Linked DNA regions of Homo sapiens: region 1 is linked to region 2. Evidence: chromatin contacts called from ENCODE Hi-C or POLR2A ChIA-PET data. All regions are on one chromosome and are shown on one strand. Each heading gives the region's core, a stretch centred on a gene start or an enhancer-like site at or near the end of the contact. The rest is flanking DNA. Distances are from core to core; before and after follow the strand shown.

Evidence for each region. A loop is a pair of places that touch in the nucleus more often than their neighbours do. ChIA-PET counts read pairs that join two places held with the same protein, here RNA polymerase II (POLR2A). Pooled maps may share reads with other maps.
Region 1: a loop to region 2 is called in a map with no recorded cell type, with 2.2 times the contacts of the local background. The contact joins two enhancer-like sites. A Hi-C loop is called at or near these places in 2 of 37 single-sample maps with no recorded cell type and 2 of 50 pooled maps. POLR2A ChIA-PET finds 5 or more read pairs at or near these places in 5 of 52 experiments (A549, BJ, H1 and 2 more).

Annotation. Positions count from the first base shown.
Region 1 is chr11:72,047,316-72,050,462 of GRCh38, reverse strand. All of the region lies in intron 2 of NUMA1 (nuclear mitotic apparatus protein 1), which reads left to right. It also overlaps the pseudogene LOC124902815. Among named protein-coding and RNA genes, the nearest start is that of MIR3165, 23 kb to the left of the region's middle. Within about 2 kb of position 1,587, at least 5 of the 41 ENCODE cell types and tissues checked have a DNase peak (open chromatin) inside an H3K27ac peak, as active enhancers do.
Region 2 is chr11:72,410,349-72,413,533 of GRCh38, reverse strand. The region is part of intron 2 of CLPB (ClpB family mitochondrial disaggregase); the gene reads left to right. Among named protein-coding and RNA genes, the nearest start is that of CLPB, 23 kb to the left of the region's middle. RefSeq lists enhancers at 1,420-1,509, 1,560-1,619, 1,690-1,769. Within about 2 kb of position 1,758, at least 17 of the 41 ENCODE cell types and tissues checked have a DNase peak (open chromatin) inside an H3K27ac peak, as active enhancers do.

The DNA of each region.
Region 1 (3,147 bases), core at 338-2,837, 360 kb after region 2:
TATTTCACTTATTAGTAACATATTGACAAGTTGGTTCTTGAGGCTATCTGTCTTCCTGTTTAGAACTCATATTCATGTTTGTTCATTTCTATCAGTGATTAAAGGCATTCTGGTGTGGAAAAAGGAAAAGTGGACCTGGAACCAGAAAGACGGGTCTCAGTGCTGTGTAGGACAGGGATGATAAAGTAGAGAGGTGGGGAGGAGAAGGGGTGAAGACCTAGGTATAGAAAGCTACTTTTCTTTAGTCTGTTTAGACAGATGTAGTTATAAATTGCATTTTGTGGCTTTTATTTATGAAAAGCTGCCTTGTAGTTCCTCGAGTGTGGCTCCAATCACCTTTCATTGTATGCCATGCTAAGTTGGTACTACCAGTTTCCAAGGACCTCCTCCTTTCAACAGAGTATTAATGAAGCACCCACATGTGCCTCGCTTTGGGGATGGGTCCTAATAGGGTAACACACAATGTGCCTGTTTCTAGGAGATTTGCTATTTTTTTTGAAAGAACACCCTAACTAGTGATGTTTTGACCAGATTCTGAGGAGACAAGTTCTACTACAAGATTTGTTGTTGAGAATGGTATCCTGTGGAAAGAATCATGGGAATTTTTGGAAGTGGAAAGGTACTTTATTTTATTTTTTTAGAGACAGGGTCTCACTCTGTTGCCCAGGCTAGAGTGCAGTGGCATGATCATAGCTCACTGTAACCCCAAACTCCTGGGCTCAAGTGATCCTCCCACCTCAGCCTCCCAAGTTGCCAGGACTACAGACACATAACCGCCATGCCTAGCCAATTTTCTTTTTTTGATATATATCTATTTATTTATCTATCTATAGATAGATGAATAGGCAAATATATATATATATATACACACACACACACTATATATATATATATATATATATTATTATTATTTTTTTTTTTAGACAGGTTCTCACTATGTTGCCCACGCTGGTCTCAAATTCCTTGGCTCAAGTGATCCTCCCATCTTGGCCTCCAAAAGTGCCGGGATTACAAGCATGAGCAACTGTGCCTGGCCCTGAAAAGGTACTTTAGAGCTGATCCGACCCTAGCTTGGTTCTCAGTAATTTGCCTCTGTGACTTGCATTAAGCCACATAGCTAGTAAGTGACCCATCACCCCTCCAGGGGCTTTCAACACCAGATCTACTATGTTTTCTACCACTATGGAGGCTGTCTCCAGTAAGAGTATTCCCCCTGCGTTTCAGGTTCTTTCACATTTCTTATAATTAGTTCTGTGTTTGTGAGCAAACATTGTGCTAGATATGTTGATATGTTGCCTGTAGGGACAGAGCCATTTTACTCCTCTGTGACAGTGAAACAGGGTGGAGAGGTTCTTAGCTGTTTTGTAGAAAGGCCTTCTTGAGAGAGAACTGAGTGGGCCTGTTGGATGTTATAATGAATCCTCTCTGGGTTTTGATTTGCCCTCTGCTTTTCTCTCCAGGAAGCCTCAGACTTACCAACACTGCCTCATTAATCAGCCATTATCCTCTGGAGAGGGACAATGAGGCCATGGTAAATAAGCTCAAGGTCAGGCTCCTGAAACAGCAGTCCTTCCCTTTAGCACCAGCATTTCCTTCCAGCCTCCCCCTCTAACCCTTGAGACACTGCCAACATCCCTCCTAGTACAAGACTTTTCTTGGTGCTTGCTGTTTTTAGAGGAGTTTTGGCCCTTCAGTGTTTGTAAAGCTCTCGGATCCTCAGAAAAAAATTCTTTAGTGATTAATTTTGAAATTGGAGCTGTTTGATTATTTTGATTAAGAAGCTGATTTTCGGCCTGGCACGGTGGCTCACTCCTGTAATCCCAGCACTTTGGGAGGCCCAGGCAGGTGGATCACCTGAGGTAAGGAGTTCAAGCCCAGCCTGGCCAACATGGTGAAACGCCATCTCTACTAAAAATAAAAAAAATTAGACCGGCATGTTGGCGAGCGCCTGTAATCCCAGCTACTCGGGAGGCTGAGGCAGGAGAATCGCTTGAACCTGGCAGGTGGAGGTTGCAGTGAGCTGAGGTCGTGCCATTGTACTCCAGCCTGGGCGACAAAGCAAACTCTGTCTCAAAAAATAAAAAAAAGTTGATTTTCATGAGGAAAAGCACACGGCTTCTTTGATTTGCTGAGAATGTGCTAGCTTTTATTCATTCACTCAATGATTGCCTATTTAACAGCTGTAGACAATAATATAGGCTGGCTGGGTGCAGTGGCTCATGCCTATTATCCCAGCTACTCGGGAGGCTGAGGTACAAGAATCACATGAACCCGGGAGGCAGAGGTTGCGGTGAGCGGAGATCGCAGCACTGCACCCCAACCTGGGCGACAGAGCGAGACTCCATCTTGAAAGAAAAAAACAAAAAAGAATAATATAGGGACAAGGTAGACAACTTACTACTTACATGACTAGATCACGTAGGTCACCTAATTCCTGAGCCTCAGATTTCTTCATTTTTAAAACTGCCCAGTGCTTGGTTCGGCAGCATGTATACTAAAATTGGAACAAAATAAAATAGGAACGATACAGAGATTAGCATGGCCCCTGTGCGAGGATGACATGCAAATTTGTGAAGAGTTCCATATATTTTTTAATTTTATTAAAAAAATAAAGTAAAATAAACAAAACTGCCCAATACAATGCCTTCTAGTCTTTTCTCTGTCACTTACATCCTGGCATAGTAAAGACTATCATTATCGTTGCTGTTACTGTTGTAATTCGTAGCTAATCCAGAGCCTGTCCCCTGCGGTCATCTTGTCTAATTCTCAGGACAAACTGTAACTTTATAGACCTGCCTGGCAGAGTGGAGGGTTTGGGTAAGGGAATAACGACTCTAGAAGCTAGAACTCTAGAAGCTGCAGGTCATGGAGGGCCTTGAGTGCCAGGCTAATTATTTGTGTGAGAATCATCCCATGGGGATGACTGGGGACTTGAACTCTCCTAGTACTTATTTGTTTTTGTTTTTGTTTTTTTTTGAGACGTGTCTTGCTCTGTTGCCCAGGCTAGAGTGCAGTGGCATGATCATAGCTCACTATAACCTCAAACTCCTGGACTCAAGCAATCCTCCCACCTCAGCCTCCTGAGTAGCTAGGACTACAGGCACACACCACCATGTCTGGCTAATTCTTTTATTTTTTGTAGAGATG
Region 2 (3,185 bases), core at 509-3,008:
CATTAGTTAGTGGTTCTGTAAGAGAATGCTCTGGTACTAGGTACGAGATGCATGTACCAATGTATCTGGTATATGCTCGATGAAGTATTTGGAGGTAAAGGGGCATAGTATCTGAAATTAGTTCTCACATGGTCCAGCAAAAAAAAATAGAAAAGGAATAGAAAAGCAAATGAAACAAAATGTAAACAGGATATGAGTGAAGGCTATTTATTTATTTGTTTTTTTGTCTTTGTTTTTTTTTTTCGAGACGGATTTTCGCTTTGGTTGCCCAGGCTGGAGTGCAATAGCACGATCTCGGCTCACTGCAGCCTCCGCCTCCAGGGTTCAAGCGATTCTCCTGCCTCAGCCTCCCGAGTAGCTGGGATTACAGGCATGTGCCACCATGCCCGGCTAATTTTGTATTTTTTAGTAGAGACGGGGTTTCTCCATGTTGGTCAGGCTGGTCTCGAACTCCCGACCTCAGGTGACTCGCCTGCCTTGGCCTCCCAAAGTGCTGGGATTACAGGCCTGAGCCACCGCACCTGGCATGAAGGCTGTTTGAAGGGGTGTGTGTGTGTGTGTGTGATTTTTGTAACTGTTCTATAAGTTTGAAATTATTTCAAAATAAAAAGTTAAAAAATAATCTGAGCACTTTAATGTGGGCCAAGTTTCTGTAAGAGAGATGGGACAAAGAATGATCACCCAGTGTTGCACTTTATTCAGTTGATCCAGCAAGTATTCACTGAGGTTGTGATTCAGCTCCTCCACTGTGTGCCTCAACAAACAGAACAAGTGTAATAATAGCAACTAAGATTTGGAAAATGTAAGTGCCCTCACAAACATTATTTCCTTTGGTCATCTCAGCACCCATGTTAGGTAGGGCTGACAGGCTGATAGGGTAAGATGACTGAGGTTCAGAGAGGGTAGTGTGATCTGCCCACAGTCACACAGCCTGGAAGAGACAGACAGAGGCAGGCTCATATATAGATCAGTCTTTTCCAAAGGGGACGCTTTCTGAGCCTCCCTATCTGTGTGTGTAAAAGGAAGATTTGGACTGATTAATCTCTGCAGATCATTCTTTAAGTTCAGAAATTTTAAAGTTTTCTGTGATAGGAAATAGCCAGCTATGAAACATGCAGACACATTCCACAGTACACTTGGCATTTGTGGTAGGTACTGCATACCTGCCAGCCTCTCCCCTCCCTCACTGCTCTCACTCCCTTGGAGTTCTCCAGGCATGACAGAATGCTCAGTGGGCCATCTCACTGGGAGTGAGAGCATCTGGAGAGCTTCCTCACGGAAGGGTCCCCAGCTAGGCCTTGGAGAAGGGTGCTCAGTTCAAGTAGCAAATGCAGAAGTTGCTGGAGAGGCCTTGTCTATGGAGTTGAAGCACCAAGACCCTGCCTGAAGTCTGCTGTCCCAGGCTGGGGGGTCTATGAGCAGCCTTTGCTCCCTTGCCCTGCCCCTCCCAGCCCTGGCTGGCAGGCTAGATAAGGCACAGATGGAGGCTGCCTGGGGATTCTGGCCCCAGGCACCTTGCCTCTGCTCAGACAGCAGGGCCTGGTGCTGTTATTACTGTAAACAGGGCCTTCTGTGAGGCTCCAGCCAGGGCCCTGTTGCCCAGATAGCAATCATGATTGGGTCTGCATGGCTCAGTGCTTCCAGGCCTCTGATGCAGGTGGGATAGGGCTCCCTACCCTTCAGCCCCTCCCCAGCTGCAGCTGAGGGCTGGTTCATGTGAAGGATCCGGAAATCAGTTGGAACAATGCGTCATTGAAGTTCAGTGGCCGCTTTGTATTGATTGGTCCTAAAGAAAGAGGAAGAAAAATCAAGTGGTACCTCCCTCCCCTGAGTGGAAGAGCTAGTTAGCCAGAATAACTCAAAGCTGCCCCTGTGTCCCTTTCTGGGACTCTTTCCCTCCCTCCCACAAACAGAGCCTGGGGAGTTGTCTTTTCGTTGGAAGTCTTGCTGAGTGCAGCGTCTGCTAGGAATCTACTCAATTTTCATTTTGATGCTACACATATTTAGAATTATAACATTATAGAGCTGGTAGGGACTTCAGAAATAATTTCATTCATTTCCTTCTTTTACTGCAGATAAAAGTAAGGACCACAAAGACATTTATTGTGGTCACATAGCTAGTAAGTGATAGAGCCATGACTGGAATTTGTGACCTGTAGCCCCTAGGCCTGTATCCACAAATGTCCTCAGCCCTGAGACTGAGAAGCTGCACTCACACCCTCCTACATATACATAGAAGCCTAAGTTCTTCGAAAAAGACAAGCTTACAGTTATAAAACAGGTAACTTCCAGCACCAGACAGAAGTATTGGTGAGAAGTTAATGTAGGTAAGTGCTGTAGACATTCATTCATTCAGACCCCGAGCTTTGTGGTGTGCCAACTGCCATGGCAGGCACCTGGAGCAAAGAGATGAAGGCAAGTCCTTGTTTCTAGAAGGACATGCTTGCCTACTGGGGAAGTTAGACCTGTGGACTGTATGATAACTACATTGATACAGGTTAGCACAGGGGATTGTGGTGGCAACAAGGTCATCTTAGGGAAGGCTTCTTAAAGTATAGGACTTTTTTTTTTCCTAAGAAAGTTTTATTTTAAAAAAGAGTAATAGTATGGTCATTGTTATAAAAACAGCACAACTTCAAACAATACAGAGGTACTCACAGCAGAAAGAGAAAGCTTGACTGCTTCATTGCCCCTTCCCCAATCAGTGGTAATAGCTGTTACCTCTTTGGTCTTTAGCCTGCTGGACTCTCCAGGATCACTGATGGATGGGAGCAGGATATGTTTTTCCCGACTGATTTGTCCTTCTGTGGTAATCTTCAGCTCTTGGGCTAGGGAACCTTCCCTTTCCTGCTGCTGCCCTTGCCTGGGAATTTTAGACAGTTCATTTATCTATCCTCCAGTAATTTGGAGCACTTACTGTGTTCCAAGTTCTGTGTATACCTTTTCCTGTATCATCCTAGTTACTCTGTCACTTCTTTAAAATCGAGTGAACACAAATTGGAAAGTGATAAGAATAGTATAAGCTCTTCTTATGCTATTTTGTACAGTGCTTTATTGCATCCCAAGTATTTTTACATATTTTTTCTCACTGTCTCTTCATAGCACCCCTATGTGACATATATAGTAGGGTTGGTGAGGTGTTCTCCATTTTTTTTTAACAGATGCAGAAACAGGCTTAGAGAGCA